Regions from separate parts of the Homo sapiens genome. Here region 2 is linked to region 1. A link is a contact called in ENCODE Hi-C or POLR2A ChIA-PET data. All regions are on one chromosome and are shown on one strand. The core of a region is the stretch at or near the end of the contact, and the rest is flanking DNA. Distances in the headings are between cores, read along the strand shown.

The links. Hi-C counts contacts between places; a loop is a spot of excess contacts on that map. ChIA-PET counts read pairs that join two places held with the same protein, here RNA polymerase II (POLR2A). Pooled maps may share reads with other maps.
Region 2: a map of CD8-positive, alpha-beta T cell shows a loop between it and region 1 (5-fold over the local background). The contact joins the promoter of DLGAP5 here to the promoter of GMFB in region 1. A Hi-C loop is called at or near these places in 1 of 168 maps with a recorded cell type or tissue (CD8-positive, alpha-beta T cell), 1 of 37 single-sample maps with no recorded cell type and 6 of 50 pooled maps. POLR2A ChIA-PET finds 5 or more read pairs at or near these places in 1 of 52 experiments (activated T-cell).

The regions. Positions count from the first base shown.
Region 1 is chr14:54,487,708-54,492,816 of GRCh38, forward strand. GMFB (glia maturation factor beta) reads right to left here and starts at 1,273. Exons shown (of 7, transcript NM_004124.3): 1 at 1,218-1,273. The coding sequence starts at 1,220. RefSeq lists a silencer at 956-1,355.
Region 2 is chr14:55,189,951-55,194,643 of GRCh38, forward strand. It overlaps DLGAP5 (DLG associated protein 5), which reads right to left and starts at 1,635. Exons shown (of 19, transcript NM_014750.5): 1 at 1,513-1,635. LOC105370508 (a long non-coding RNA gene) reads left to right here and starts at 1,723. Exons shown (of 2, transcript XR_943888.3): 1 at 1,723-1,852. RefSeq lists enhancers at 825-1,378, 1,379-1,931.

The DNA of each region.
Region 1 (5,109 bases), core at 23-2,522:
CGACTCAAAGAAAAAAAAGTACATACAGATCTGGATTGGATCTCAGAAGCAAGGTCTTCTGAGCTGTAAATTCACAAGTCATCTGAATATAGATGGTAACTGAAGCCATAGTTTAGGATGAAGAATACAGAATGGAAAATGAAGGATTAGGATGAAACCTGGGACTCCTTCGAGCATTGTCCAGGGAAAGGAGAATAGTCTGAAAGGGAAACAGATGGACCAATAGGAGAAGTAGGAGGAGCTCTGTATCCCAGAAGCCAAAGGGGAAGAATGAAGGAAGAGAATGCTTCAAAAACAAGAGAGTATAACACTCTGGAATGCAGCTAAAAGGTCAGAGAAGACGAAAACTGAAAAGAATCCATTCGATTCAGTGACCATGACAAGATCTATTCGATGAAAGTGGGCTGAGAATTGAGTGGATGGTCACAGAGAGCAGTGTTTTGTTGTTTCTAATGAAATTTACCCATATTTTAAAACCTAATGGGATGGATCCAAAAGATCCTTGATGGCGATTTATTTAATTTTCCACTTTATTTTTATGCTTGGGGTCCATCCCATGTAAGAACAGAAGCCACAGCCCCCAGAACCAACAAAACTAAAGTTATTGACAATTACTTTAAGGCCCAGTGCCAAAGCTTTGGGTCGAAAGGTTTCCAACTGCCATAGGAAAGCAAAGATAAGGAGAAATCCTCTGTAGGAAGCTAGGGAAAGGAGCAGAGAGAAAGAAGCTAAGGTGAGGCCGAGAGAATTCAATCGGAATTCGAGTCCTCCCCCAAAACGCCGCCAGGTGGAAGATGCTCGGGGCCCACCAACCCCTGGAACCTGGCCACGGCCCTGGCAGGGAAAGCAGGAATTGAGGGAGCCCTCCGATGGGGCAGACCCCTTTCCCTCCAACCTACAGCTCAGAAGCTGAAGCCCTCCAACCAGAAGGACCTGGCGTGGGGCCTCCCCAACCCCCCTGCTCGTGGCCGCACCCTAGTCCCATGGCCCGCTGGGCGGGTCCACCCCGGGCCCAGCTGGAAGATGCTGCCCTGAGGCGTGGTGGCGGCGGCAGAGGCCAAGTACTCTAGCTATGGGCACTGGCCAGCTGCTGGGAGCGGAAGCGGCCGCCGAGCCCTCCTGGGCGCTGCCCGCCGCCGCCGGCTCCGGAAACCGGGAAAACCCGGCTGGCCGGCTCGCCCAGCCCTCCGGCCCCCGCCCTCCCAGCGGCAACTCACCATTTTCCTTCCGGCCGTCAGCGGCCTGTCGCCTACACTCGGGCGCCTTTAAGAATGGCACGGCGGCCGCCTCCCTTCCTGCCCCGGCGCCTGGCCCAGTCGCCCCCACCTATCAACGCGGCCTCAGCGGGCCGGCACGTGATGGCGGACGGCAAAAGGCGCGGCTCAAAATTAGACAGAATGCGATCGCCTGATTTTTTTTTTTTTTTTTTTTTTTTTTTTTTTCTTTTCCCTGCTCCCTCTAGAGGAGGACGCTCTGCCTGGCTGCAAGTGAGAAACAAACCCAAGGTGCATACTTAAAAGTCATGCCAGTTCTCCGGACCTTTTTCGCAGTCTTCAAGCTCTGAGAGCATGTTAATGGTGACATCAATGTTTTCAATGGTAAATGTGTGTACTGACCGCAGCCTACCTTCCAAATTTGATCTCCCTCAAATCTAGGCACACCTCCTTTCCTCCCACCCTCTCCAGAACCCCACTTCTGACCACGGCTGCCTTCCAGGACTTGGTTAATCAATCTCTCTCTCTCTCTCTCTCTCTTTCTCTCTCTCTCCCTCCCCCTTTCCCTCTCTCTCTTACACACATTTCTTCTCTCTCACACACACACACATTTCTTCTCTCTTCTCTCACACACACACATTTCTTCTCTCTCTCTCTCGTCTCGCTCTGTTGCCCAGGCTGGAATGCAGTAGCACGATTATAGCTCACAGCAGCCTCAAACTCCTGGGTTCAAGCAATCCTCCTACCTCAGCCTCCCCAGTAGCTGGGACTACAGCCGTGTGCCACCACACACCCGGCTAATTTTTAAATTTTTTTGTAGAGATAGAGTCTCCCTATATTGCCCAAGCTGGTCTTGAACTCCTGGCCACAAACAGTCTTCCTGTGTGCCTCCCAAAGCGCTGGGATCACAGGCGTCAGCCACCATGCCCAGCCTCTTTTCTCCATACAAGTTATTTATTGAAGTATGAATGAATGATGATTGGTGTTTCAATGAGCACTCTTATGGGCCACTGCCTAAGTAAACATCAAGAAGTCTCTGTACCAGATGCAGACTTAGTGGAACAAGTCCAGTTTTGAATGCATGAAGAAAGTGGTTTGGGAGAAGTAAAGTTTAGGCTCTAGGATTCAACAGGTACCTTCAATAAAACAAACTGCCTGGGGCAGTACCTCATTTTGTTATGACCATGGGTTCTTGGTCTCTCAATGCAAATTGACCTGAGGCCAAAAGAGTTTCTCCAGGCAAGGCTTCATTGGAGCTTATGCCGGAGCATAAGGGAGGCAGCATAAGAGAATGAGAGAATTCCCTGACTGACTCTCCTAAAAGAGCACAACAAATTAGGGGTAGTTTATGCAGGTCAGCATTATCTGTTTGCCAGGGTTGTCTTGAGTAATGGGCCACCCAATGGTCTGGTTTGCGGCAACAAGGCTGTGAATCAATTGTTCAACATTCCTCTCCAAGGTGGGACACTCTCAACCTTGGTTATCTCCTAAGGCCAGTCATTGGAATTCTTTAAATAAAAGGACTATTAGCAGTAAGGTAGTGGTGTGGGTTTGTCATGAGTGGAAATGCATGAAAAAAATGCTCTAGTGTGGGTGAGCTGAAGCCAAGCCCCATTTCTACTGTTTTTCATTTCCCCTTATAAGATTTTACCTTCCTTATTCTTAAGGAGAAAGGGCCAAAGATCTTATCTTCTAAAGCTACTTCCTGCTGAACAGGGTTGTCATCCCTGCTTAACCCCGGGGGGCATGGAAATCTCTCACCGACTGTTCTACAGACTTGAAGGGACTTGGAATAGTTGAAGCCTGGAAGACATAAACTTTAACAACTGTACCCCTATTGAATATAACAAATAATTATTTTAAAAGCCAAATAGCACCCAGTGATAACTAATAAAATGCTTAAGCTCAGTTTAATAATGATTGTAGGAAGAGATTAGATGCCATTTGGAATCTAAGTGAATAGTCTCCTGTTGTCTGAAATATAAGGCAACAGACTTTTAATAAGAGGCATTTCTATGGAAACAGAAGAAAAACAAACGTTAATGGTTGGTATAATCTATCCAGATGTTAGACTCAAAGCATCTTTAGTTACAGAGGAGGAAGGCAGTGGCAATGTGACATGTTCTTCTTGCTTGTATCACAAGAAATAAGCTTCAGCTTGCAGGGCCTCAGAAAAAAAGGTAGTAGGAATTCTATTGAGTATAAGTCAGAAAAATGGGAGAAAAATTTGAAAACATTATTTTGGAGACTTGTAGCCCAGAAAGGTTTTAAGATCAAATCCAAATTGTAGAAAATAATATTTTATTTTTATTTATTTTTTGAGACAGAGTCTCACTCTGTCGCCCAGACTGGAGTGCAGTGGCTTGATCTCAGTTCACTGCAGCCTCCACTTCCCATGTTCAAGCGACTCTCATGCCTCAGCCTCCCAAGTAGCTGGGACTACAGGTGTATGCCACCATACCTGTCTAATTTTTTTTGTATTTTTAGTAGAGAAGGGGTTTCACCATGTTGGCCAGGTTGATCTTGAACTCCTGACCTTAGTGATCTGCCCACCTCAGCCTCCCAAAGTGCTGGGATTAGACGCATGAGCCACCACACCCAGCAGAAAATAATATTTTAAAAATACTCAAACACAACAGACAAGACTAGAGTCTACCAGCAGGTGTATTATAATATTTCTCTCTCCAGTCTCTCATTTTTATCAGAGACGAATCAAGGTAGGACCAATTTGTAAAATAAGTTTTAGTTTTATTATACTTGGCCTTATTATGTGTATAAAGTGCAGCAAGAATAATTATCTTTTAAATTGGCTTTGTTGGAACTTTTTCCATAAGGAATCTCAGATGAGACTTTTTAAAGCCTTGAGCAGGCTGGGCTGCAAATACCTGTATAAACTGGGTGAATTCCTCTCCTCTGGACATCCCAGGATAACTTGGAGCTTCTGGGCCTGTTAGAAAGTGACATTCTTGGATGAGTGCAGTGGCTCACACTTGTAATCCCAGCACTTTGGGAGGCCAAGGCGGGCAGATCACTTGAGCCCAGGAATTCGAGACCAGCATGGGCAACATGGTGAAACCCTGTCTCTACAAAAATTACAAAAAAATAGTGGGGCATGGTGGTGTGCACCTGTGGTCCCAGATACTCAGGAGGCTGAAGTGGGAGAATTGCATAAGCCTGGGAGGTGGAGGTTGCAGTGACTGGGTGACAGAGTAAGACCCTGTCTCAAAATAAATAAATATAATAAAAAATAAAAAGAAAGTGACATTCTGTACATACCACAGATTGGGAACTCTGTATAGGGACTGCATAGACTATGAGGCCAGTTTTCCTAAAGGACTCTTATGGGCTCTATAAGTCAACTTTGATTCCCTAGTCTATTTATATTTGAAAGCATGTCATTTCAGTGAAAGCCTTGGTAAAATAACCAGTGTTTCCAATTGTGTTCTGTTATCAAAGAAACAGATTCTTATTGCAATTATGCAAATAATTATGCAAATAACTGTATTGCCATAAGTTAAGAATACTCAGGAATAGTTTCCAAATTCTGGAGAAGTCAGATAGAAAGAAATATGCTCGGGCGTGGTGGCAGGCACCCATAGTCCCAGCTACTGGGGAGGCTGAGGCAGGAGAATGGTGTGAACCTGGGAGGTGGGGCTTGCAGTGAGCAGAGATTGTGCCACTGCACTCCAGCCTGGGTGACAGAGCGATACTCCATCTCAAAAAAAAAAAAAAAAAAAGAAATATGCTTCAATTTTTGTTCACAGGATTATACCTTACTCAATTGTTAAAAGCCGTAAAAAGCTCAAAAGAAAAAAAAAGTTTTCTTGACTCCAAAAATCAAAAGGATCAGCAACAGTTCAAGCAAAAAGTCATAAAATGATTGTTTTAATCTTTT
Region 2 (4,693 bases), core at 385-2,884, 700 kb after region 1:
GTGACCAGCCCCAATCCTGAAGCTATTTAGAGGCATCCAGCTATCAGTCAATCATTAGCATACAAAAAGGTACCACTTTGAAGACTCCAAGGATTTTAGTAGTTGTTTGCCAGAAAACAGAACAAGACCAAATATATAGTTCACAATAACCCTATCAGTTTGCTCCATTATTTTCATCCATACAAGAAATCATACAGTTTAGGCCGGCACGGTGGCTTAGGCCTGTAATCCTACCACTTTGGGAGGTCGAGGCAGGACTGCTTGAGCCCAGGAGTTTGAGACCAGCCTGGGCAACATAACACGACCCCGTCTCTATAAATTTTAAAAAAGAAAAGCCATACACACACACACACACACACACACACGCACAAAATCATATAGTTTAATTGGCACATGCCTTTTTCTTGGAAAGATCTTTGAGAATGTATTCAAGCAAAACAAAAGAGGACAATAAAGACGACGTCAGTAGATCCAACTAGGGAGAACAAAGAAAATTAGAAAGTTTGAGGGGGTCACCTGTGTAGCTGGTATAGAGAACTACCAAGCCAAACTGGAGAAAGGATACTGATTCTCAGAAGTCTTGGCAGTTAAAAAACAAAAACAAAAAAAGGTAAGGGGGAGGCTCTGTGATAGACACACTATGGTATATTCTTCAACAAGAATTAACTAAATCCACTAGAAAACTCCAGATAATAGAAAAATTGGCACAAGTAATGCAATACATTGTTACATGATTCTAAGCAATCAACAAAATATAAAAAACGAGAATCTGTCTGACCTGCATGCTAATAACATTCTCCTCTAAGACCCAAGGAAAGTGACAATGGACTGTGCTTTTCATAAAGAACTGTCTTCTACTATTTATCTCCTGCAATATTAATTCGCTAAAGATTGAAGAAAAATTAAGACTTATGTATTAAATACAGGATAGCACTATCCACAGCAAGAGAAAGAGCGAGCGAGGACAACATTAAAGGTACAATTATCAGAATAACCCTGAAAGGTAGTTAACTATTATCGCTCTCATACAGATGAGGTCAATTAACTGCTCACATTAGCATATCTAAAAGGTGGTGAAGCTGGGATCCCAAGCAAGGCAGCCCTGGCTCCACACACACCTAAATTTTGTTTGGCTGAGTGGCGTTTCCTCCAGCTTGAAAGTCCAGAATGCGTTAATCTTGCTTGACTAGAGGTTCTCAACCGGGCGTTTTTAGTTGCCATGGGACCTGGGAAGAGCTACGGGAATTTAATGTCGGAGCTAGTGAAGAACAGTTTCACCCCAAAGGTCAATTACGCCCCGGTGGTGAAACGCTGACTATTACAGAGGTCAGGGCAAACATATGGACTCTTCTAAAGGCTCGCATTATCAGCTTCGGGAAGGGCAGGTAACACGGTCCTAAAGGAGCCTGCCTCTGACTTGCTCCCGCTCGCAGCCCCCGGTCCTCAGACCCTTCTAGACCTTCAACGGAAGCGGGCCAGTGTTCTCCGTCCAGCTCTCCAGCACCCACCTACCTGAGCCACCTTCTAGCGTGAAACCTCAACCAAACAAAAAGTAAAGAACACTCGGTCTGGACGACCACCGCCGACTCCGAAGCAGGAACCCTCACAACCCGAGCCTCCACGAAATTCAAACTTGCCGCACCGAGCCGCTGATTGGAGGGGCTTTAACCAACACTTCCGGGGAAGATCCCACCCCTTCCACTCAACGAGGCTTGCGATTGGTTTGCTCCGTGCGATATTTGAATTGATTGAAAGGTGAAGGGCCAGTTCAAAAGATGGGTGAGAGAGGGAAAATAGGCGGGACCGCGACGCGGGATGAGAAGGAGTGGAGCAGTCGGGGCGCTCACGTCAGGTGAAGGGCGGGAGTGGGCGGTGGAGCCCGAGGGGTGAGGCTGGGTCCCTGGCAAAGCTGGGCTGCGGGAAATCTCCCCCAGAGCTCGCAAGGCTTTTTTTTTTTTTCTTTTTTCTTTTTTTTGAGACAAGGTCTCTGTCCCTTAGGCTGGAGTATAGTGGGCACCGACCACTGCTCACTGCAGCCTTGAGCTGCTGTGTTCAAACCATCCTCCCACCTCAGCCTCCCGAGTAGCTGGGACTATAGGCGCGCACCACTACGCCTGGCTAACTTTAAAAAAATTCCGTAGAGACAGGGCCTCACTACGTTGACCAAGCTGGATTCAGGGCTTTTTAATGTCCTTGTTTAGTCACAGAATCTAGCAGACCTTCTTGGAATGTTTTCTTTACTAGACGTTTTAAAGAAAAGGCTTACCCCAATTATCAAATCCTTACATAGTTTAGCGTTACTTTTCAACGTCGCCAGCCCCCCTCCCCTTTTTTTTCTTTTTTAGTTCATTTTTTGTTGAGGCGAAGTTTTCGTATACAGTGAAAATAATAGTTTTTCCCCCCCAGTGGACAATTTGATGAGTTTGGTAAATGTAAACAGCTGTGTAACTACCACCCAATCAGGACGTAGAGCATTTCCATCACTCAGAAGAGTGGCCTGTTTCTTTCCTGTCCATCTCCCACCACATCAGCAACCACTCCTCTTATTTCTAGCACTATAAAAATGAAGGTGATAGGTACTCTTTTGGGTCTGCGTGAACCAGAAGTTAGTAGTGTTTGTTATTGAGAGGCATTCCATTGAATACTTTATGCATTCACCAGTTGATGGATTTGTATTGCTTTCAATTTTTGGTGATGATGAGCAAAGTTGCTATAACCATTCTCGTACAAGTCCTTGTGGGCATATTTTATTTATCTTGAGGAAATACAGGAGTGGAATTTCTGGGTCATTCTGGGTATGTTTAACTTAAAATTTTTTTTTTTTTTTAGAAGCAGGGTCTCTCCGTCCCCCAGGCTAGAGAGCAGTGGCACAATCATAGCTCATTGCAGCCTTGGCCTCTTGAATAGCTGGGACTATAGGCGGGTGCCGTCACCCATGTCTAACTTTGTAAGGAATTGCCAAGCAGTTTTCCAAAGTGGTTGTACCATTTTACAATTCCCACCAGCCACATATAAGAGTTCCACTTGTTTCACATGCTTTCCAGCACGTGGGGTTGTCAGTCTCTAATGTTCACCCTTCTGGCCAGGCACTGTGGCTTGCGCTTGTAATCCCAGCACTTTGGGAGGTCAAGGCGGGGGGATCACGAGGTCAAGAGATCAAGATCACCCTGGCCAATATGGTGAAATGCCGTCTCTGCTAAAAATACAAAAATTAGCCGGGTGTGGTGGTGCGCGCCTGTAGTCCCAGCTACTCAGGAGGCTGAGGCAGGAGAATCGCTTGAATCCAGGAGGTGGAGGTTGCAGTGAGCTGAGATCGCACCACTCCACTCTGGCCTGGGTGACAGAGTGAGACTCCATCTCAAAAAAAAAAAAAAAAAAAAAGAGACTGAGAATGGTGGCTCATACCTGTAATTTCAGCACTTTGGGAGGCCAAGATGGGAGAATCAGTTGAGGCCAGGAGTTCAAGTCCAGCACTGGCAACATAGCAAGACCCCATCTCTACCAAATAATAATAATAATAATAATACAATATTAGCTGGGCATGGTGGCGCACATCTCTAGTCCCACTACTTGGGAGGCTGAAGTGGGAACATCACTGGAGCCCAGGAGTTTGAGGTTACAGTGAGCTATGATCGCACCACTGTACCCTAGCCTGGACAAAAAAGTAGGAACCTGTCTCAAAAAAAAAAAAAGAAAAGAAAACTATTCTGCTATTAAGAAACTCTGATGCATTCTTCAGCATGTCAATTATATTTTTTGACCCTAGAATTTCTGCTTCTTTTAAATTATTTCAGCTTCTTTGTTAAATTTATCTGATAGAATTCTGAATTCCTTCTCTGTGTTATGTTGATTTTCTTTGAGATTCCTCAAAACAGCTGCTTTGAATTCTCTGCCTGAAAGTTCCTATATCTATGTTTCTCCAGGATTGGTCCCTGGTTCCTTATTTAGTTCATTTCATGAGATCATGTTTCCTGGATGGTGTTAATGCTTGTAGATGTTCATTGGTGTGTGGGCATTGAAAAATTAAGTATTTATTGTAGTCTTCACAATCTGGGCTTGTTTTTGGCTGTCCTTCTTGGGAAGGCTTTCAGGGTGTTTGAAGGGACTTGTGCCCCAAGCCTAATAATGCTGTGGTTTTTTCAGACTTGTAGAGGTACCACCTTGATAGTCTTGGCAAAGATCTGGAAGAATTCTCTGAATTACAGGCAGAGACTCTTGTTCTTTTCACTCACTTGCTCCGAAATAAATGGAATGTCTCTCTCTGCTGAGCCAGCTGGAACTGAGGGTGGTGGCTCACTGTGGCCACCACCACTGGGACTGTGCTGGATCAGACCTTAAGCCAGCACCTATCATGGCAGTGAGTTCCCCTAGGCCCCGGCTGTTCCCAGAGCTGGGCTGTCTGGGAGCCAGGGATTGGAGTCAGAAATCTTAGCAATTTACCTGAAGTTCTTTTTATTATTATTATTATTATTTTTTTAAGGTGGAGTCTCTGCCGCCCAGGCTGGAGTACAATGGCGCAATCTCAGCTCACTACAACCTCTGCCTCCCAGATTCAAGTGATTCTCCAGCCTCAGTCTCCTGAGTAGCTGGGATTACAGGCGTCCGCCACCACACCCGGCTAATTTTTGTATTTTTATTAGAGACAGGGTTTCACTATGTTGGCCAGGCTGGTCTTGAACTCCTGACCTGGTGA